3 separate regions of the Homo sapiens genome follow, and all the other regions are linked to region 3. Evidence: chromatin loops called from intact Hi-C (ENCODE). Cell type or tissue: heart right ventricle. All regions are shown on one strand.

Region 1 (8,000 bases), 420 kb after region 3:
TGCTCTGGGTAAAAATTCATATGAGATTTAGCAGCCTAGCAGGTTCATTTATTATATACTCATTTGCATGTCCTAAACTAAAAACCTGCAAGGAGCTGTGTATAAGATTAACAAGAAAGGCCAAAGTGGCCTCTTCTATCCCAAGTAAGGATAAACTGATAGATGAACTGTGGAGGGCACACTAGAGTGATCTTCTTCCCTAGTATAAGAGCAGAAAAGAACTGAACATTTTCTGAGTTCCAATTCAAACCTTGATCAAAGATCCAATCAAAATGAACCTTACCAATAACAACGTGTATTGAATATTGAATATATACCAGGCTTTGTGCTAAGCACCTTTCGTTTATATTGACCAATTAGTCTTCTCAATGATTTCATCAAGTGGGTTTTATTATTTGCTCTATTTGATAGAAAATGAAAGAGAGAAACAGAAGTTCCCAAACTTCATTCAATATGCCCAAGCTTGCAAACCAGCAAAGACCGGGATTAAAGGCTGGGCAGTTAGCCTCTGGAACATCTGCCCTTAATGTTGGTTAGGTAATGAATCCAACATTCAGGAATATAATCAAAATGCTCATTGCAGGTTTTGTTGCAGTTTGAGACTCCTTATGGTGGCAGATAGTTAAACCTCATAGTACAACATTTTTTCTTCTTCTAGTTCCTGGTACAAAGAGAAAGCACTAGAATAATTAACTGGAAAATTCATTCTCCAAATGTTTTGCTTTGTACCAATAAATTGGATAGGTCAAGATGCCCTCCTGTCTGTCCCCTGGGATTTTGAAGAAATGTTTAAATCACTTTTGTATACTCATACCATTTGGGTGGAGAAAAATCTAGGGATTATCTAAGATTCTTAACAGCCGTGACAATCAGGATAAAGAACATGGCCATAAAGAGATACCCTGATGGGGGAATGGCAGGCTTTACTTACTCCTATGCATTTGATCTTTGCAGCAAGCTTAAGTCAAACTTACACTTCATTCACTAATATACAAAAAGATGCCCAACATCAGTAGTATGGAAGGGAATTAAAATTAAATGATGTTTTTTACATATCATTTCGGCAAAAACTTCTGAGTTTTGATAATATCGATCATAGTGAAGGTGAGGAGAAACAGGTACTTCCATAGATTGCCAATGAAAGGATGAATTGGAATGCCTATTCTGGAAGGTGATTTGAAAGAATTAAAAATGTATACCACCTGTGAGCCAGCAATTCTAGTTCTTGCTGTCTACCACCAGGAAACACTTATATTCACAAGAGTGTTCACTGCAGCATAATTTATGGTGCCCAAAATTGGAAATCGCAGAAATGTAATATGTCCATACCATGGAATATTACACAGCTCACGAAAAGGTAAATTTCTATGACTGACAACAAATAAAATGCATAAGACATACTGTTAATTTAGAAAACCCATACAGCATGGCATCATCCAATTACACACACACACACACACACACACACACACGATTGTATAGAAAAAACAGTGTGGAGGTACACAAAAGACTCAAAGATGAGACTACTTCTGGGGAAGTTCTAGGGATGGGGAGCAATAGCCAAGAGAACCACCCATCATTCAAAAAATATTATTTAGCACCTTCTCTGTCAGGCACTGATGCTACCCCTGTGATGAACAGACCAAAATCCTTGGGATCATGACGCCAATATTATAGTGTTAGTATTATTGTTAAGCATGTGTATGGAACAAGAATGAATTTATATATTAGTTGTAATTAAAAATAAATAAAAATAAAAGCTAATAATGAAATCACTCACAATTTGAGATAAACAAAATGTCAACTGATTATTTTGGATTTTAAGAGTACTTGCAAATATTCCCAACCACAAATGTTATATTGGTGGCTGTCATGAGGCTACTGTAATTCCTCAAATGGTCCCCTTTGGATGGTTGGCACAGACAGAAATGCATGCAGGAACAGTCTCATACACCTCAAACACCTGCACACAATTTTGACAGTTGCTTCTATTAACATTTTTGGGGAGCATCATTAGACACAAAGTAGGAGTAAAACCCAATCCAATTATACATATTTTCACAACAGATATGTACAGGAATAATCTTAGTGGCGCCATTAAGTGGCCTAAACTGAAAACTACCTAAATGTCCATCAGTGGTTGAAAAGATGAATAGTCTGCTATATTCACACAAAAGAATGACATACAGCAATGAAAAGCAATGCATTAAAATGAAATGTAATAATGGATGAATCTCATTGACAGTGGTGAATGAAGGAAGCCTGACTCAAGAGTAACACACTCTAATTCCATTTATTGAAAGTTCATTAAAAGGCAAAAATAACACATGATACTAGAAGGTGGAATAGTTGTTACCCTTAGGAGGAAGCAGTAGCTTAGGTGCATTATAAAGGCTTTGTCAGGCTCAGGATTGTTCTGCTTCTTGATCTGGATGCTGGTTGCCTGGATGTGTTTATGAATTGTGTTGAGTTTTACAGTTGCTACATGTAACTTTTTTGTAGGTATATCCTACTTGCATCACAAGCTTAGGAAAATAAAAATAAAAACATAAAGCCCTGAAATCCAATTTGTATTTTGGAAACTCATCTTTGTCAAGTCACATGCCTTCTCTGGGCTTCAGTTTTACCATCCAAAAAATGGGAGAGAAATTTGTTAGCTGATCAGAAAGGGCTCTTCCAAATTTATGCCTCTGTGTCTCACCTCTTCCATTCTAATAATTCATTCCTGAAGGAATTAAAAAACCTAGAGAATGAGGCTTGTAGAAGGCTTATAACATCACATGTGTCCCATTTTCAAGGCATTTGTTATAAATTAAAGACACAATCAATGAGCAACGGAAATTATGTCTTTCCAGGAAAATACACATAGTTAATTCTTTCCCAAAGTGCTTGTAGGATAAGTAGGAATATGCCAAACGCTGCCTCTATCACACGTCCTACAGTCATGCCAATCCAAACAGCCTGTGAGGGGAGAGTCAGCAATTTAGGAGGCAGGGCTGTTCCTGGGAGGAAGGAGGCAGCCACTATGCTCATGACTGACGACCTGTTTGCAAAGGCACTTCCTCTCTGAGGGGAGCTGGTTCATAATTTTCCTCTTACTGCTACTGGAAGTCCTTGAATGGCAATATCACAACTTGTACCCATTCACAACAGGAAAAGTTGACATTGGCAGATAATCTTGGCACATGAGGAGGAAAAGTCCAGTACTGACTGTCAGCTTCTGTATAAGAACCAGGAAGATAATTTCTATAGTGTATACTATGATGTAATCATTACACTCGAGGTTGGCCTTCAGCCAGGGACTCTTTTCCTTGTTGTATCCAAGCCCCACTGATATTTGCAAGGCAGGGACCCCAAGGAAATCAACTCAAGGCCCTGAACAGACCCATTGTGTTAACTCTATTTAAGCCCACAGACATGGACTCTTGGGAGAGTGAAGCAGCCTCTGATGAGCAGGGGTGTTATCCTGACTGTTCAGAAAGCTGGGCCTCACGTGAAGGGCTGGTTCTCAGAGGAAAGCTCAAATTAGCAGCTGAAAATAACCAGACACAAAATCTGATAGGGGTTCTCAGGTCATCTAGATCAGTTCTTTTCAAATGATCAGAGGCGAAGGACCAGTTTTGTTTCATTTTATTTGGTTATTTATTTGTAACGATTCACAGGCCAATACATTTTTTTAAATTCAAGAAAATTGAATGATTACAAATGGAATAAAGAGACAAAATATAAGCCCCATTTTTTATTAGTTTCAACAGACATTATTCTGTCCAGCGGCTATAAAAATTCAGAAATTGTCCTTGATCTAGGTGCTGGTTAAATAGATTTGTTTAACTTGTGAAAATCTGTGGAGCAGTAAGCAATGTCTGCAGGTACCCACTGTGAAACAGTGGTAGTCTGTGGATTTCAGGAGTGGTACTCATTGGAGATCTTCACACTCTGTCATGAGTACACTTTTTTGGGAATAACATAATGTTCAAAGTAGGGGAAAGGGTCAGTGGACAGATATTGTAATGAGGATGGGACCCAAGATAAGACAATGGAAAAACAGGTAGAAAAGTATTAAAAGTAATGGCAAAAACCACGATTACTTTTGCACCAACCTAATAAGAATCTCAGAAATCAAGACTTTAGTGAGGAAGCAATTTTTGATGATAATGAAGGAACCTGCTGTTTTCAGAGGAGGGAGGTCGAGGGACATCAGTAAATAACCAGATTAATTACCTAGAATGAAGCACAGAGATCTCTGCTCACTGGGTTCAGCAAATCCATAGGCTAAACAACCAATAGGCAGTACATGAGATATTGAAGTTCTGGTTTAGGTCAGCCTGAGAACACCAGGCAGGTAACGCATTACTTCTTTCCACCCATTTCCTGCTCACAAATTGCAGATGGAAAACAGATTTTTACAAAATCAATTTTCTTGTTTTATCAAATACCAAATATAAAAGCTCATGTCCATATAATCACAGTTAATGATTCTCGAAAGCAAATTTAGAATTAGGGGCAATTACAACAAAACCTTAGCAGAGTAAGTTATAAAACAACTTATTTTCAGTTATAGGAATAATTTCCCACTGAAGGCAACTATTCTTTTTTTTTATTTTTTTAGTGTTTTTGGAAAAGGGACAAATTTAAGTAGGTAAGACAAAAAACTGAAATTCTACAAGCATTTTAGTTTCCAGTCCAAGACAGCTGTTGGGTGATATCACCCATTGTGAAAACAGCCATGCGTGGAGGGAATTGGCAGAAGAAAAGCAAGAACACTCGATATGGGGTGTGTAAACGTGCTTTCTCTGTCTCCTTTGATTTTCCTTATAGCTAGACCCACCTAAAAGTGAAGTTACATATGTGGATGTTTATATGAAGAATAAAGGACACAAGAAAGGATTCAAGAAATGAAAAACGGTGGAGGAAGATAAACATTTCAAGATTCAGATCACGTTGCTGCCCGAATTCAGAGTGTCTCTAAGGAAATAGCTAGAAGGGGTTTTCAACTCTCAGCTTCCTTCCAAGGAATAAAGAATTTGCTGTGAGCAAAAAAACTTGCCAAGAAAATGCCAATTTGTGTCACACTAACATCTTTCTTAAGGCTGAACGTGGACTTCGGAAATGTGAACCTTTGGCTCTGGTGAACACAGTCAGCCTTGAGGGTTTGAAATTAGGTTCTTCAGAAGGACGGAAGGAAATCTGAGAGATCAACTTAGACACCCACTAATTAGAAAATGCACCGACACCAGAGACTTGTTTGCAATGAGTGGTGGGGTCAACCTTTCCATGGCACCTGACGTGAACTTAGAAAAATGGAATCCCTGAAAACGTTTGGAAATGATTTTATCGGAGACAGAGAGAGACAGCAACTGCTGGAGGGAGAAAGAGAGGACAAAAGGCAAACCAAAGTGAGATGCTGTAATCGAGAAGACTTGGCGAGAACAAATGGAAGAACGTTTGAACTTGCTTGTTGCAGACAAAACAACCTTCAAAGGCTACCTTTTTCCTATTTGATGGGGTAAAATTGCTTCCACCAATGCATTATACATATTTAAAACTCTCTTTCTGCATTTATAATCTTCATAGATGCAGCTTCCTCCAAACTTAGGTAATGAATGTAAGATGATGCTCCCTTGGGGGTTGTAAAGACAATCTAAGAACAAGTCATTTCGGAGTAACAAACTTCACAGCTGGGGATACTTTCCATTGCATAAGGCACCTACCCCTAAAGCTTTCATTGTTTCACTCTTAGGCAGTTATGTCATTATTTCACTTACCTCATTGGGGAAATCATTGTTTAACAACCAAATATAAATGGGGAAATAGTCTTCTACTTTATCTTCTCTAGGATAACAGCTTCCCTCCCCCACTTCCCTCCACAGAAGGATTAGTCCCAAATGGGTGATGAATTGCTCTAAACAGTCCAACAATCCCAGAGAGAGAAATGAGAAGAAAAATAACTAGCTGATTACCAATAGGGAACAAATTGGCCACTTGAGAATTCAGTGGCTAGAATGACAAATGAGAAAATGAAAATCCTCATCAAGGGACTAGACTTGCTGATTAGTCCAAGTGCAGATGACCACTTCCCATGCCTCTCCTGCCCTGCTGTGCGATGATTTACATCTGATTGAACATTATTTTTTATTTGGGACCGGATTTCTAAAAGGGTGTTTGGAAAACTTTGAAGTACTTAATTATAACCAGGAGGCATTTGGGGGCTGAGCACTGAAATGGAAGATGCTCTGTGTTGGGCTTATGGAATGTTCATTTAGGGAAGAACCCATGTCTGCCTGGTTTGGTCTGGTTTTTCATTCCATCACCCCTTAAGGCAGCTTTCCAAGGTTTTCTGGACTCTGGAAGAAAATAAAAATGAGAAGCGTATTCTTGGCCGAGGGATCCACATTGAAGGCAGACTCCAGGATTTCAACATGTGGATAGACTGGGCTTTCTGTTAATCATCAATTACTAAAAATAGAAATAATCTGGGACTCCTTTGAAGGGAGACCATTTTTTATGAGACTTCATTTGAACCAATCTGTCAAGGGAAGTTGGGTATATAATGAACAATAGACATTCTTAGTGGTGCTAAGTCATATATGCATGAAGAAATAAAACAGGACTGTCAACCATTATCCTCCAAGTGGACATAGTCACATGAGCTACAGGAATTATGAGGAAAAGGGGAGGTGGAGATTTTGAGTCAGGTGATCAGGATAGGATTCAGAGAGAAAGGGTAATAGGACTCAGGCCTTGAAGGAGGGATAGAGCTATAGTGATTTCTGGGTGGGAATCACTTGAATGAAGAATAGTACTGATTTTTTTTTAAATGATTTGGTACAGAGTAGAATGTGTGTCTTAAGCAAAGCGTTTTTCAGTACAGGAATCTGGAAAGATGAGACAGAACATAAAATTTTACATGTATGAATGGGTCTTTAACACCAGGCAGAGAATTGGGTTTGATTCTAAAAGGACCAGAGGTACATTAAGGATTCTAAGGCAAGTTAGACTTGTTTTAGAGGTCTATTTTCCTCATCTGACAAAAAGAATCAGCAAAACAGCATTCTCTGTAACTTTTCCAACAAGTAAAATCAACATGTAAGACTGCCATTTTGATTCTTCTTTGGTTTGTGGGACCAGTGCTGTGGAAGATAAGAATGAATTAGCACAGTGCCTGGCTCTAGGACTCAACACATATTGTTAAATGCATGAATGAAGCTGAACTATATAGAACCAGAGTACTGTTTCCTAGAACAGATAAAGAAGACCTTATTACCTCAGACCTCTCAAGAGGTATCAATAGAGAATTTGATGGGGGCCCTGGTTGGAAGTTATGTGAACCTGGGCATGTAACTTCACCTTTTTGAGTCTGTATTTCATCATCTGAAAAAGCAAAGGTGAGTTTCATGAATGAGCTTTAATTACAGGAAGATTTTATGTGTATTTTTGGGGAAAGAGATGCCATACATGGCTTGTGTTGGATTCACAGGAGTCCATGATCCAAGATATGGTTAAGAACCACTGGATATTTCTTTTAAACTATAAGAGTCTGTGACTCTGAGACTCCAGGGATGATTTTCCTCCCTGGAAGGACAATTGGAATATCAGACCTCACAGCCCTGCCAATTTTGTTACCTTGTAGGAGGCCTGTGGCTGATTGATTTGACTGAAATGAGGAGGAGAGGATGTTCTTAACTGTCAACCCAGCCTCAGATTCCTCAGCAATTTAAGAACTATTATTGATCTGATCAGCCATTCTGGAACATAATTGACCATTGAAAGAGGCAAATCATTGAAAGGCAGCTGTTCCCAACAGAACATGACACTGGCAACATGGTAGCCTCTGACACAGCCCTTTCTGTAGAATGTTTCCTCTCTCTTCTTCCTTTTTTCAAGTGGGCATGTTCATAGTGGACTCTGTCATAAGGTTATCAGAAAGAATAACTAGTTAAAGATGGGGAAAGCATTTGGTAAGATGAGATACACTTCTGCTCTTAAGGCTATTCTTCAAA
Region 2 (8,000 bases), 910 kb after region 3:
ATTATTCTACTTATCTTTTTATATGTAACACAATTAAATCTTTTAAAATATAGAAAGGAAGACAAATTTTATAGTATTTTTATTGTTTCTGTACCACAAACATCCCCCAACTCTGTCAAACATGATGCTTGTTTAAAAGAAAAAGAAAACTAAACACAAATATTTTCTATAATTTAAGAGTAATGAGGCCTGAAAGTTGCAAGGTTCTGGAGCTTCCAATTTTCAAGAATAATCCTCTATAAAGGCCTCATCCTATGTGTGAATGTAAACAAACAAGACCTATTGAAACGTTGTAAACATGCATAAATACCAAAACTGCAGCAAGAATAGGGAATGAGAACTGAAAACACAATATCAAACCATTTTCATTTATAGGAAAGTCTTAGACAAAACCTAATATGTTGGCTAGACTCTTGAAATATCTAATGCTGAGTTTCAGATTTATCTTTTTTAACATACTATTAAATATCTGTGGTCTCTAAGTCAGTGATTCCTATCTCTGGGATGGGTTTGCTCCCCAGAGACATCTGGCAATGTCTGGGGACAATTTCCTTGTCACAATGAGAGGTGGGCTGTGTGCTACTGGCATCTAGTGGCCAGGGGACATCTCACAATGCCCAGGACAAACCCACACAACAAAGAATTACTTACCCCAAAATGGCAATGGTGCTGAGATTGAGAAACGTTGGTTTGAATGATCATTTAACAAGTAGTCTTTATTTTTAAAATATTACAAATAGTTGGAAAAAAATTATTCAGGAAGATTCCTAATTTTTCTTGACAAGTCTAACAATACATTTATCATTGTTTTCATTATTTATGGTTTTCACTATCAAAGGAATGACTTGGGAGTTACGAGATTCCACTTTTCAAAATACCTTAAAAAAAATTAGATTTTGAGCTAAAACCATGACACAATTAGAAAGACAAGTACTTTACCCTGAAGTGGAACTTCTCTGGCTGGCTCTGGATTGCTTGGAGGGTGGTTTGGAATAACAGGAGGCACAAGGGCTGAGTGATCTTCTGTCCATTCTATGAAAAAGAAAAGAAAGTTTCCTATTTTTCCTTCAAATGGCTCATTGAGTTACTTATGATTCACCTTATTATTAATAATACTCAAGGCAATAAACCAAGGGCAGATAGCTTAGATTAAAAAGAAGTTGTTATCTGACCTCATTCTATGAAGCTCTTTTTTTTTTTTTTTCTTGTCTAAGACGTTTTGGGAAAGAAATATTACGATATAATGAATAAGAACTCCAGTTCTCTCTGGCTGGAAAGTCCAAAGTGAAGTCAGTTAAAAAATGTCAGGAAAGACATACAGTCAACTAATGGCAGCTGTATAAGGGAGAAATTTCTCTAATCTGATTCAGACATGAGCTGGGCTGCTGAGGCCAGCTTGTCTTAGGTAGGGAGGAAGATGAAGGTAGATTTCAGCAGTTTGCTAAGGGTGTGCTCTTCTGTTATCTCTGAATCCAAATGAGACCTATTACAAATACTCCTGGGTCCTAATTGTAGTCTTATTCACCTTGGAAGGCCAGACATAACTCACAGTGAGTGACCCTTGAGATGGCACCCCAGAATCACTTCCAGCTCAGCTAACATATTCAATTGTACATTCTCATTTGCAAACTGCACTTTCTAACACTACCAAGTTTCATCAGCTCAGGAAAGATACATTAAAAAATTTTTAGACAAAAAATAACAGATGTTGATAAGGATGTAGAGAAAAGGGAATGCTTATACACTGTCGATGAGAATGTAAATTACTGCAACCTCTATAGAACCACCATACAATCCAGCAGTCCCACTACTGGGTATCTGAAGAAAAAGAAATTATTCTATCAGAATGATACCTACACTTGTATGTTTACTGCAGCACTACTCACAACAGCAAAGATACAGAATCAACCTAAGTGTCCATCAGTGGATAACTGGATAAAGAAAATGTGGTATGTATGCCATGGAATACTGTTCAGCCATAAAAAAGAGAATAAAATTATGTCTTTTGCGGCAACATGAATGGAACTAGAGACCATTACCTTAAGTGAAACAACTCAGAAACAGAAAGTGAAACACCACATGTTCTCACTTCTGAGTGGGAGCTAAATAATGTGTACTTACGGACATGAAGTGTGGAATAACAGACCATGGCAACTCGGAAGGGTTGGAGGGGGATGAAGGATGATAAATTACTTAATGGGTACAATGTATACTATTTGGGTAATGGTTACACTAAAAGTCCACACTTCACCACCACTTAATATACCCATGTGTCAAAAGCTGCACTTGTACCCACTAAATGTATATGAGAAGAGTTCTTTTTAGCTAGAAAAGAGACTAAGGTAGATAACATTTCAATGGGTGAATGTACACAGACATACATACCTACTCTCTCTAAATTGTACAGTCCAGGGCAGTGGTTGGCAAACTATGGCCCACTAGCCAAACTGGGGCCAATTCCTGTTTGGATACAGCCTGTGAGCCAAGAATAACTTTTATTCTCAAATGGTTGAAAAGTAATAAAAAGGAGAATACTTTGTGACATATGAAAATTACATGAAGTTGAAATTACAGTGCCCATAAAGTTTTATTTGAACACAGCTACACCTATTCATTTACATAATGTCTACAGCTATTTGCATACTACAATGGCTGAGGTGAGTAGTTCTAACAGAGATTGACTGTTTAAATCACGAAGCCTAAAATCTTTATTATCTGGCTGTTTAGAGAAAAAGTTTGCCAACCTGTAGTCTATGGTTTACATTTGTTATATTCAATATTATAGTAACAGAAGCATTATACTTGATATTCTATTTGATATTCACATATTATATTGATGGGAGTATTAAGCCTATGATTCTAAAAGATCACAATGAAAAACTGGGGAAAGCCAGAGTATCTAGTAATAAACAAATGGCTAAATAAAGCAGAGGCATTCATGAAATGGAATATTACGTCACCATTAAAAAGTATAAGCTAAATCTATATTAGCCAACTTAGTAATATGTGCAAGAAATAAAAAGTGAGAAAACAGGTCTCACATACATACTATATACGTATAAATTATTATCAGATTTTTGTTAAAATATGCGTATATCTATATCCCTAGAAAATTTCTGCACAGGGCTTATCTCTGAGAATGGGAAGGGGGCAACCAGGGGAGAATTTAATGTTCTATACTCCCGAATTGCCCATATTTTTACAAAGAGCATGAATTAGTCTGTAATTTTTAAAAGCACCCAAAACTACCAGCTCTTTCTGATTCTTTACATGTAATGTTCCTAAAATTAAAAGTTAGTTTCATGCCCAGTAACTCCACTTAAAGTAAAAATGCTAAAAGTGGTTTGGATTTAGCTACCAGTTGCAATGCAAATACTGCGGGGGCAAGAAATTTCCTCCCCCATCAGAAAGTTCTCTGATCTAATGATGCTCCTTTCTAAATTAAAATGGAGATTTGAGTGACTTTGAATTAGGATCTCCACTTTGGCCATCCAGAGGAACATGGAGAGGGGGTTCTCTTCCTCCCCACAGGACATCAGCTCTTCAGTGTGGCAAGAGAGGACTCAATCATCGAGGCCAGTTCTGACCACACGAGGGTGTCAGCGCTCAGATTTCACCCCATGCTCCCCTGATCAAGAAAAAGCCTAGAGGAAAGAGGCCAACCTTCTGTCTGCTGCTGCTGCTGCTGCTGCTGCTGCTGTTGCTGCTGCTGTTGCTGCTGCTGCTGCTGCTCAAGCTGCTTCTTCCGTTTGGCTTCTAGAACCGGGTTCTCATATTGTGTCTTCCTGTTGATGTGGCTGGGGAAGATAGCAAATAGTATTCAGCTTGAAACAGTTCATCCCACCAGCAAAATGCCAATCAGACCAAGTCCCTGGAATCAAACTGAGCAGAGCAGGTGGTCTGAGATGCTAACCCTCGTGTGTTAAAATGCTCAGTTAGAAAGAGGAAATAAAAATGAAGTTTCCATTACTGACTGCTTATATGCACTAAGCACTGGGCTACCAGTTTTATATGCATTTTATTTAAAAGTCCTCAGTAAATGCCAGGAGGTAAGTCCTATTTTTATTCATATCTTATGAATAAGGAAAGTAAGTGTCTGGGCAGTTAAATACTTCATCTAGCATAATATAGCTAGTAAGCAGGAAACAGGCATGCAAGCTCAGGGTTGCCTGCTTTCAAATCCCAGGATTTTAACCACTGACCCCACTCCAAATGTCCAAGATACCACCTGACAGGGGAAGCTGCTTTAATTCAATAAGAAGTAGATTAAGGAATTATTGAGACATAAGATTAAAGTGGCTATGTGACATTGTCTGTAACATACAATGCCAGAACTGCTGTGTAACTGTCTGCAGTAGGGTTCACAGAAGCATAAGCATTCATCCAAACAATGAAGTTAAACAAAGAACTCCACTCACATCTGTTAACTATTTTGATCACTAAACATAGAGGCACAATTAAAAGTACAGGCCTTAGGCAGAGAGAATCCAAATAAAGTTAACCTAAGTAGATGTGATGTGCTCAAAATGACAAAGATCCAAACACTTAGATGGCTACAAAACTAATTATATATATACACATATATATGTATACATATGTATATGTGTACATGTATACATATACATATATACATATGTATACATATATATGTATACACATATATGTACATATATATGGTACATATGTGTGTATATATATATACACACACACACATATACACACACACAAGCATATACGTATAAATATACATTATTTATTGTTTTTTGAGACAGTCTCTCTCTGTCACCCAGGCTGGAGTGCAGTGGTGCGATCTTGGCTCACTGCAACTTCTGCCTCCTAGGTTCAACCAATTCTCCTGCCTCAGCCTCCTGAGTAGCTGGGATTTCAAGCGTGCATCACCATACCCGGCTAATTTTTGTATTTTCAGTAGAAATGGCGTTTCACCATGTAGGCCAGGCTGGTCTCGAACTCCTGACCTCAAGTGATCCACCTGCTTTGGTCTCCCCAAATGCTGTGATTACAGGCATGAGCCACCATGCCTGAACTTATTTTTCTTAATTCAAAATAATAGTTTATTAGAAATTTAGGAGCATAGTATTGTGATTATTTAGAACTCTAAGTTTTTTAAAAAGCTAGGCTTTATTTTTTTAAGCAGGTTTATCAATAGAAAGGATAGACTGATTGCTCTTAATTTCTATTAAAGGCCTACATGTTTATTTCCTAATTCTTGTAGCAATTTCATTCTAAGAAATGGTCTACCATTAACAGGCACATGAATCTGAAAAGACAGATGGAGAAGTGTGTGGTAAGATAATAACTTGCCCCTCAAACTAGTGTCTTCACCCATAAAAGCTTTTGTCATCTGTTCCTGCTCTCTCTTAATGCATAAACTAGTTGAGGGACAATTCAAAATGAGCTTCAAATAGCAAAAACCCCACAGTACATCTGTGAGAAAGATGATCTTTGGGGCACACAAAAGAAATTTATTTTCTGAGGGTCAGAGGGGCAGCCAAGTTTGCCTCTCTGATGCCCCATATTACCAATCCCTCTTGTTAGGCAAAGTGGAGGTAAAAGTTAGTACTGGCCAAGGACACTTGCTATATTGAACTCATAATTTCTACAGTAAGATGCTGGGCATCTATTTTATGGCCTGGCACTTTTTTCATCTTGTGTTCATATCACCAGGGTATTATACAAATGACTTTTCATCACCAGCAGCATAAAGGAAAGAAAATATGACAGTTACATCTTCAGTGTGGCAGGTACGATTATGTTTCTACAACATTTATATGGCATTTGCTTCTTTTGAAGGGACTTTTATTAGTTACCTCTCATTTTTCTCTGAGGAAACTACATAATACAAAGCTTTTTTTTTTTTTCAATGTCCTAACCTTTGGGTTTCTTTTAATATCATCCTATCCATCAACAGTTTTGATGAAAGGAAAAAGTGGGAGCCCAATGCTAGAATAAGGCACACAGTAAAGTCACGAGGGTTTTAGACTTTTAAAAATGGGAAACCAGAACCTCAGGCAAGAGAGAAACAAAGAAACACACAAAGTCTGCATCCTAGGCTAGTTCTCCATTTTCTCCTCAATCCTGGCAACATTTCATAAATTACCGTGGCTGAACCTTTTGAAATGTATGAATGAATAAAGAAGTAATTGCTAAGGAGTTCAGATCTGGGTAGAGCAAAAAGTAGACGAATCAGATACTCCTTGTAAAGATAAACAATCCCTCTTCATCTGGTCTACTGAATCCTGGCTTTTCTCATTCATTCATTCATTCAACTAATACTCATTAAGTACCTGCCATATACCAGGACGATGTTGGGCCTTTGTGATGCAGTGGTGAACAAAAGACATGGATCCTGCCCATGTGAATTTAATAATATGATTTGCTATTTTCAGATTTATTGAATATTTTCTCATTCATTAATATATGCATACATATTTTCATCATAAAATTAATATTGTTAATTGGTTTGTGCCTTATAATGATGTCAGGCTGTACTTAACACAAATGTACATAATTATAGAGAGGTATAAACTAATGTGTGGATTGTGAATGGGCACTTACTCTACATAGTAGATACCATAGACAGGGTCTTCAATCTTTTCCCAACCAGCAGGCAGTTCTGAAAAATAAAAGAACATTTAGGGCAAGAAGAGCATATTCTTGAAGAGCCTGGGTGTTTTCAACAACTGAGTTAGGCAAAAAGAGAAAGACTCATAAAAATGCTTTAAATCCAATTAAAACTGTATATCCTAACCAAAAAAAAAAAAGTATCTATTATTTTATAAGTGTATTTTTCTACATGAACAGCATTTCTTTATCTACTGGTATTTTATGCAAGAAAATAAAACTTAACAAAATGCAGCCTTTATTCTAAATCACTATTAAATTAGATTTTAGTGAAAATATAGGTTAAACTTGCCTTGAATGCCTAGTTCCTATCTTAAATGTTTACGGTTTTCTCATTTTGTTCCTAGGCCATCTTATTACACAAGCAAAAATGGATGAAAATTAATGTTTCATTTTCAGTACAATAGTGTTGTTTTGCTCTCCTTGAAATAAAATAAAATCTGCATGTTATCTTCTCCTTGTTCCTAATGAAAATGCAGTTGGGTTTTTGAACTGCACACAACTATCACTCAATTGCTATCTCTGGGCTGGCCCATCTTTCTCAGCACTTAACCTGTGAAAGCAGTAACACAGCTCCTGATCCCTAAGAGCTCACTATCTAAGGCGGATGATTTTATTTCTTTAAATGTGGTGGTACAATGGCACTGGGGGATGTATGTGCCTTTCTGAAAACTCAACCATGCTCTACAGAACTTCCTAAGGTTTCATATCAAAGGCCAAAACTTTATTAAACAGGTAATAGTTCTGTCTGAACAAGAATCTGTTGTGGAAAGGCCCACTGCACCATATTATTTTACTTGGTGAAAGAAGGGACTAGGTTGTGGGTTTTTTTTGTCATTAAACAATCCTTTCAGGCAGAACAACAGTTATTCAACTTAATTTTAAAGCTTCCCTGATACACGTAGTCAAGGCAAACTTATGTAACACCACACTCTAAAGTGAATAATTAGTCCTAGAAGTAGCTATTAAGACCAACTTTGATAGAATACTACAAACTTGAAATATTTGAAATAGATTTTTGTTTAATTCAAGGAATCATGTGGTCACTAATTTAAATAATGATGTCATCAGGGCAGAAGGCTTACATATACCACAAACAGTTCCAGACTGAGGTAGAGGCATGCACATGCACACAAACACATACAGGCTAATTACTCAAAGTTTATGTTTTGTTCAGATTTGGCTGCACATCAAGAGACATTAATTTCATAGTTTTTGCTCCACATGTTACTTGTTTGCAAACAAAGAGACAGGTTTTCCCCCCTTTTCTTCTAAATCAAAAAGAAAAAACATTTAGCAAGTTTTAAAGAAGTCTTTGACTTGTAGGAGACATAAGCTACTAAAATGCAAGACAGGTC
Region 3 (8,000 bases):
TCTGGCCTCTCCTCAGACTGATCATGTGGTGGGTTTTGTTTTGTTTTGTTTTGAGATGGGTCTTACTCTGTTGCCCAGGCTGGAGTACAGTGGTACAATAATGGCTCATTGCAGCCTTGACCACCCAGGCTCATCCTCACCTCAGCCTCCTGAGTAGCTAAGACTACAGGTGCACACCACCACAGTCAGTTATTTAATTTTTTTTTTTTTTTTTTTTTTGTAGAGATTGGGTCTCCCTGTGTTGCCCAAGCTGGTCTTGAATTCCTGGGCTCAAGCAATCCTCCTGCCTCAGCCTTCCCAAGTGCTGGGATTATGGGCACAAGGCACTACATCTGGCCACCTGCTTGTGTTTTCACAAGCCCTGCAGGTGATGGTGAAGCACTCCTGAGTTTGAGAACCACTGCTTTAGTGGAATGCTGGCTAAAGTCACACAGGTTTATTTCCTGTATAATTTAGTCCCACCTCACATGCTAATGCTTACTGTGACTCTTCAGGAAGGAAATACAATATACTAGCATTTTCTCCCAAAAGTGTTGGGCGGTGGAAGCCTATTTTCAGGTAGCATTGCTAGGACATGCTTCTCTGGACCACACGGGGGAAGTCAGACAGCATTTCTCCAGACAGCCGGGGGCTAGAGAGGGCTCAGTCCCAGCTCCCAGATATTCATGAGGAGTACTCGACAGGCCCTGGAGATTAATTTTGAGCTCACACTCTCTGAACTGCCAAGGAACACCAAGATTTAAAAAAAAAAAAAAAAAAAAAAATGCCGACAGGCAATTGTCATACCCAGCTCCCTCCAGCCCAGGCATCTCCCAAAAGTCTTGGGGAACAGCCAGTGTAGTGATCATTCTTTCCATAAGGTGGCGCTCCTGGCTTTAATTATTTTTAGTTTCTGGCTGAAACGGTAGTAACTATCTAACGAATAAAATTATAATTTAGGTTACAGTTTATCTACATGGGTTTCCTACAATCACATTTTTATTTATTTATTTACTTATTTTTTTAACAGAGCCTCACTCTATCACCCAGGCTGCAGTGCAGTGGCACTAGACAGGCAAATTTTTTGGTTCTGGGTCACTGAAACATACAGTGTATTTCAAAACATCATGTTGTACACGATAAAAATATACGATTTTTATTTGTCAAGAGAAAAGAAACATAATGTATAGATTTTGGAGGGAAGGAATGGGGAAAGAACATTATAATTTCGGGGCACATTCTAAAGCTCATGCACTCTCTCTCAGCTATCTTTATTCCTTTCAGTGCAAGGAAAAATATTTAATGACTAATTTACAAGTAATCAATATGACTATTTAGTTAATCGGATTTGAGGACATTGATTGGCTGAGATGGAGAAGAGAGAGAGTGAGATAGCTTTTTTTCACAGACACAAACTTAATCATGGCAGCTAGAAAAAGAGATCAGGAAACAGATTTTCCTGGAATGTCCCAATTGGACGTTTCTCCTCTTTCTCAGGTGAGGGAGGCAGGTTGAGCTGCTTTTTTATAGTCTTATTTTGATTAGGTAGAAGTATTTGCAATAGGGTTTTCAGATTTAGAAAATAAAAATACAGGATGCTTGGTTAAGTATGAATTTCAGATAAACAACATATACATGTTTAGTATAACTATGTCCCATGTAGTGATAACAGTACACTTATTGTAAACAGTGTTCATTGTGTACTTAAAAAAAAAAAAAAAGAGATGGTGTCTCACTTTGCAGCCCAGCCTGGAGTGCAGTCGCGCAATCATGGCTCACTGCCCTCTTGACATCCTGGGCTCAAGGGATCCTCCCACCTCAACCTCCAAGTAGCTGGGACTACAGGCATGCACCACCATGCCCAGCTAATTTTTAAAGTTTTTGCAAAACCAGGGTCTCACCACCTTGCCCAGGCTGGTCTCGAACTCTTAGGATCAGGCGATCCTCACTGTGTATTTGAAATTCTAATTTAACTGGGTGTCCTGTATTTTATCTGGCCGTTCTGCCTTGTAATAAAACCCTACTTTCCCAGCTCTCTTCTTTGTCTTCCCCTATTTCTGAGGCAACCCCAGGCAGGGCTCCTGGCTGAGATGGGACGGGAGAAATGGGCCATGCCTGGGTAAACTTAGACATTTTTCCACGAGCCGGGTTTCTGCCCCACGTTCTCAGGACTTCAGAGGGAAGGCTGTAAGTGGCAGCGGTTTCTGACCTGGCTGTACATTTGAATCATTTGGGGAGCTTTAAATTCTACTCCTGCCAGGTCCCCCCACCCTTAGAGATTCCGATTCAGCTCATCTGTGTGGGAAGGACCTGGGCAGGTGCATTTAAAAATTCCTCAGGTGATTCTACTATACACCCACGGTGAGAAACAGTACACAGTCGACACGCTCCTCAGTTTACAATGGGGTTATGTCTCAATAAACACATCGCAAGTTGGAAATATCATTAAGTCAAGAATGCATTTAATATATCTAACTTTCTGAACATCACAGCCTAGGCTAGCCTACCTTAAATGTATTCAGAACACTTGCATTAGCCTATAGCAGGGCAAAATCATCTAACACAAAGCCTATTTTATAATAAAGTGTTGAATATTTTGTGTAATTGATTGAATACTGTACTTAGTGAAAAACAGAACGGCTGTATCGGTACCTGAAGTAGGGTTTCTACCGAGCGTGTTCTGCTTTTGAACCATGGTGAAGTTGAAAAATCAAGTGGAACCGTCGTAAGTCAGGGACCATCTGCACAGCACAGTGTTTCTCAAGCTGTACTGTGCCCATCACCACCTGAGACACTGTTCAGCTGTAGACTCTGACTCACTAGGGTCTGGGACCCAGAACCTGCATTTCCAACGGGCCCCCAGGTGACACTGATGCACTGCGTAGACCACACCTTAACCACCCAGATTTTAGAGGGTGAAAAACTTATTATTGTAGACCCTGTGTATCTCTAATTCTCCAGATATATCGCTTAATAAGTTATCTGTCTTCTAGCTCCATCTGTATTTCAATTTTTCTAAATAAAAAGAAGAGGTCATTTCCCCTCGGTTCATAGAACGAACCGCAAGCTGGCTAACTGAAAGATATCTGAGCCACACTCTCGACAGAGGCTTCTTCCTGCTTTTACCTCCCTGGTTAGGTGGTTTTTCTAATTACTTGGATGGTTCATATGTTCACCTCTCGAGGAAGAATTCACCAGAAGTGAACAAGGCTCTCACACTTTAATCACGTGTAAACACTGCACCCTAGGTTTATTTCCTAAATGGTCTTCCTGACACTACAAAATGGCTTAAGTGGGAAAGCACATTCGTTTGCTCCTTCAGCACCACTACCACAGTAATAAAGACAAGAACGAAAGAAAGAAATAAAAATTCATCTCCCAACCCATCTGTAGAACCTTACCGGCGACTTCTTGATGTCAGAGACAGCATAATTCCCTTGTGATATCCATCTGGCAGATTCAGTTAAAGACAAGCCGGTTCCATAAAGGTTGATGCTAAAACGACCCTGGAAAACACGACCAACAAAAGAGATTTTCAGTCCATGTGATGTCCTCAAAAAAGCAAAGGCAAAGGTGATACAATAAAAGGTACTTTGGAAAAGAGAAGGATGTTGATTAATTGTGATAGCTACTAATTATTGATAGTATTTAGTTTTGTTTGTTCAGGGCCAGCCATTCTTCATGCATCATGTTAGTCATCCTCGAAAGAGCTCTACGAAGGAGGTTTTCTTTACAGATAGGGAAACTGAGGCTTAGCGGAAGTGATTAACTTCTCCAGGATACGGTAGGAGTCCAACTCACATCCTCCTGACTTCAAAGTCCTTGCTCCATTCGGCCTCCCTAACACAGCAGTCCTGATGTTGCTCACAATTATCAGATTCCTTCAGGAACAAAATGTCACAGTGTAATTTTTCTAACAAGATCTTGGTGCCAAGCTTCCTGGGCTTCCAGCTCCCTGGGGCGATTAGCACACCGCGTACTAAGCACAGCAGGGCGGGACTTCAAAGAAGAGGCGCTTTCCCCAGGACGGTCAGCAGAGGGCAGGGTTGGCCTGCTCAAGACCACCTGGGCCTGGAGGATGCGGCTTTCAGGCTCCGGTAAGGGAGATCTCCCAAACCCCTCCCCTCCGAGGGTGCCTTTCAGAACATGGCCTCTGGTGCCTCAATATTGATTTCTAAAGAGACGGTGCAGCAGAAAGACCCTCTCGCTGCTTTCTCCAATTGTCTCTCTCACTCTCTCTTTCAAAAATGACTCGCAAAGGCATCTGAAATACTTTCTTCTTGAGGCTTCCTACTCCACAATGAGCAGTTTCAGAGCTAAAAATATTCCACATGAACACTCCTGATTGCTTTCTCTCTGAAACTGACAAACCAGCACTTTGTCAAAACAGTCTTTTATAAACAAGAAGAGAGGCAAGGAGGAGCTCACAGCTGATCAGACCCGCGTGTAAGAAAAATTCTTTCACCTGTGATTGGATCCTGGCCAGATCTTTTCTCACCTCTTGGAACCTCAGTTTATTCATCTGTAAAATGGAAAGCACTAAAACTCTCTTCCCTCTGAGCACCGTACAGAGGACTAAAAGAAATCAGCTATGGCTGGCGCTTAGTAGATATGCAAAAAGATGGTATCTGTCTTACATTTTCTAATTGTTTTGTAAGTGTTCGTGTGATCTCTTCAATGTAACAGTAAGCTTATTGAGAGCAGGGCCTTACTATTGCTTTGTTTATTGAATCAGCTATGGTTTGTAACATACGACTAGCCACTTAAATATTATATCCCAGCTCCTCAATTAAGATTTCCAGGACTAAGTGTAGCTTAGAGGTCTCTCAATGCCAGTTCCATAAATATTGACTAACAAAAGTTTATAAACACTTCTGGAGTGCTAGATTCCACAAGATAGAGGTGACCAGAGGACTTAGTTTGGACTAAATCAGTGGTTCTCAACAGGGCACGATTTTGACCCCAGGGGAAATCTGGCAATGTCTGGAAACATTTTTGTTTGTCACAACTGTGGGGGGGCAGGGAATGGTGCTGCTGTTGGCATCTGGCGGGTAGAGACCAAGGATGCTGCTGCGATGCACAGGACAGCCCACAATAGAGAATTCTCCAGCCCGAAAAGTGCTGAGGCTGATTGAAAACCTGGTACAAAGGGTAGATTTACCCTAGAATCTTGCTCCCTTCTTTACTTTCAGCATGACCTCAGGCAAGGAGATCATCTGTAAAATGGATTAGTAAGACTTAACCTGTGAATAGGAGGTGATTAGACAGAAGGCACAATGCACGTCACGCATTACCTGGCAGACAGTAGGTAATATTTAAAAAATATTTTTGGGCTGAGTGTGGTGGCTCACACCTGTAATCCTAGTACTTTGGGAGGCTGAGGCAGGTGGATCACCTGAGGCTGAGAGTTCAAGACCAGCCTGGCCCAACGTGGTGAAACCCCATCTCTTCTAAGAATACAAAAATTAGCTGGGCATGGTGGTGTGTGCCTGTAATCCCAGATGCTCGGGAGACTGAGGCAGGAGAATAGCTTGAAGGCAGGAAGTGTAGGTTGCAGTGAGCCCAGATTGTGCCACTGCACTCCAGCCTGGGCAACAGAGTGAGATTCCATCTCACATATATATACATATGACATTTTTATGACAATATGCTACAGAGGTTCATGGTTCTTATGTGGCATGGCTGCCATGCTCAGGTGTTTTTGATTGTAGCTGCACTGAAGCCCCCTCAGACACCGGATTCTGTATGTTGCATTATTCCATTGGCCATTTTCTTTTCTTTTCTTTTCTTTTTTTTTTTTTTTTTTTGAGACAAGGTCTCACTCTGTCACCTAGGCTGGAGTGCAGTCGCATAATTTTGGCTCACTGCAACCTCTGCCTCCCGGGTTCAAATGATTCTCCTACCTCAGCCTTCTGAGTAGCTGGGACTACAGGTGTGCACCACCACGCCCAGCTAATTTTTATTTTGGTAGAGATGGAGTTTCACCATGTTGGCCAGGCTGGTCTTGACCTCAAGTGATCCACCTCCCTCAGCCTCCCAAAGTGCTGGGATTACAGGCATGACCCACCGCACCTGCCACCCCCTCCCCCCAAAATTTTCTTATCTTACTATCATTCCTGCCCCCAGGAGTGGGTCCACATAACTCAAAGTGCCCAGGCCATCCTAGTGCCAAGAATGTCCCTCTTTTCTCCCTCCATTCTGCTTTCCACTCAGACTGCCTGTCCCACCTGCACTGCAAGAGAAAGGAGACTTGATCTGCTTTGGCACTGAAGTTTTCCGGAGGTCCAGGCGGCTGACCCAGCTTCTTTCTGGACAATGCCCCCAGCCGACCTGGGCGTCCAGTGTCTGAACATGCTCAATATATACGTCTACTAAGTCTGCCTTCCCAGAGGGGTTGATGAACCCAGATGCAACAGGAGATCATCCTCCTCATTCTCCTTCTGCCCTTTCCAGTTTAGGGATCTGCATTTCAGCAAATGTCCTAGCTGATTGTTAGCACTCTGAAAGTTGAGTTCCACCAGAGAAGTAAAGACCTAATGTTCTTTCTGGCTCTGCTCTGGGACATCTTTGCCCTTAAAGGCCTTATCTTCAAGGTCTAAAGGGCACATGAGTTGTAAATACCACCTTCTGTTGCCTATTCTAAAGAAGAGTGATTGAGAGTTATACGTTTACTAGTTGGTCCGTAAAGGTTTGCAAAAGATGTGCTTAGACCAAAGGATAATCCTGTTTTCTGTTGTACAGGAGCAAATGTTGCAGAAATCTTGCCTGAAAACAGAATCAAAAAGACATGTCTACTATCATGGATATGAATTCAGACACACTTAGGTTCAAATCCAGACTCTACTGAGCGGCAGCTGTGTAGGTTTGGGCAAATCCTCCCAATTTCTACTCCTTACCCTCCTCCTCTTTAAAAAGGAGGCATTTTCATAGAATACTGTGGTGATTTAAATGCTACATTGAGTAGACAATACTGAGTACAGTGACTAAAGCAAAGACGCATAATAAATGCTAGCTATTAATACCATCAATAATAATAGTGTCACATCTACTGTCATCAGGATAAAAAATATTCTGGTTATGTTTCAAGATGAGGGCTGTCGGGGAATCCACTCTTATTAATAAATACATCCACAAAGCAATAGTGGTCAATGAGGTAAAAGAAAGAAATTCTCAAACACAACATCATTCTGCTTTGATTTCTGTGCAATCACTAGGTCAAAGGCTGAACCACCTACTCCGAAGCAGTCTCCACAATCACGCTTTCTACAAACCTTTTCCTGGAAAACTGATTTGAAAAACTCACATCTTGCATCAGTGTAGCTGGTGCTCAATATGTGTCTAAGGAATTGAATTCTTAAAGTACCCAATATGGTTTGAAGAATGAGCTGGGAAAAAATACAAATTAGCCTCTCTCAAGCTTTGGGTTTTCTCATTTAGGAATTGCTTCATTGTCAGGATTTAGCAAATCAATCAGTTCATTTGTCTCTGAATTATTAAAATAAATGAATGCAAGTTACTTTTCATTTACTTAAGCTTCCCAAAGGATGTGCATATAGAAACAAGAAAATCCTGAGACATTTGAAAAAGGCAGGACAGGGCCAATCTGTTAGCCACTAAAATGCAACAGATACCAATGGGGTTTTTGAAGCCATCAATTGCCCTAAAAAAAACTGTACTTCAAAAGTTTTTGATTCCTGGGTAATGGAAGAAAGGCTCTTTTTACCATTATGTCCTTTGTTTATTTTCCTTCTCTCCTGAGAGCTTCCTCTCCACTTCTCTAAAACGTTTAGCAATGCTCTTCTAAAGCTTGAGGCCGAAAAAACGCCTCGTTAAAACAACGTTCAGATGTGTTTGTCTTCGGACGTTCTCTGTAGTTGGGGGTAAATCCATCCTATGGAGACAGGGCTTGGGATTCTGAACGCGTCACAGAATCCCAGTCTTCAGACTTTTGAAGGTTCACAGGCAAAGTAAGAAACTCTTGACAGAGTTTAACAACAGCTTTGTGAAGACCTCCTTTAAAC

What was found. A loop is a pair of places that touch in the nucleus more often than their neighbours do. Peaks named below come from ENCODE experiments on the same cell type or tissue, not always from the same donor. Only the 100,000 strongest peaks of a DNase experiment are listed, where the experiment ranks them.
Region 1: a loop joins it to region 3, with 2.6 times the contacts of the local background. A loop is called at or near these places in 3 of 110 quality-filtered maps.
Region 2: it touches region 3 in a loop (6-fold over the local background); 24 of 110 quality-filtered maps call a loop at or near these places.

The regions. Positions count from the first base shown.
Region 1 is chr3:64,952,078-64,960,077 of GRCh38, forward strand. The region is part of intron 4 of ADAMTS9-AS2 (ADAMTS9 antisense RNA 2); the gene reads left to right. All of the region lies in intron 1 of LOC105377124 (a long non-coding RNA gene), which reads right to left. Among named protein-coding and RNA genes, the nearest start is that of LINC02040, 220 kb to the right of the region's middle. RefSeq lists a silencer at 7,104-7,304. In heart right ventricle, no CTCF peak of the experiment used is centred here; a DNase peak (open chromatin) is centred at 3,351; H3K27ac peaks cover 1,961 bases.
Region 2 is chr3:65,436,216-65,444,215 of GRCh38, forward strand. MAGI1 (membrane associated guanylate kinase, WW and PDZ domain containing 1) reads right to left here. Exons shown (of 23, transcript NM_001033057.2): 8 at 6,577-6,634; 9 at 3,664-3,797; 10 at 940-1,032. Among named protein-coding and RNA genes, the nearest start is that of LINC02040, 270 kb to the left of the region's middle. In heart right ventricle, CTCF peaks have their summits at 594 (motif pointing left), 3,586 and 3,791; a DNase peak (open chromatin) is centred at 3,586.
Region 3 is chr3:64,529,786-64,537,785 of GRCh38, forward strand. ADAMTS9 (ADAM metallopeptidase with thrombospondin type 1 motif 9) reads right to left here. Exons shown (of 40, transcript NM_182920.2): 38 at 3,381-3,485. Among named protein-coding and RNA genes, the nearest start is that of ADAMTS9-AS1, 28 kb to the right of the region's middle. In heart right ventricle, CTCF peaks have their summits at 862 (motif pointing right), 1,063, 4,012 (motif pointing right) and 4,214; DNase peaks (open chromatin) are centred at 856 and 4,016; H3K4me3 peaks cover 321 bases; H3K27ac peaks cover 440 bases.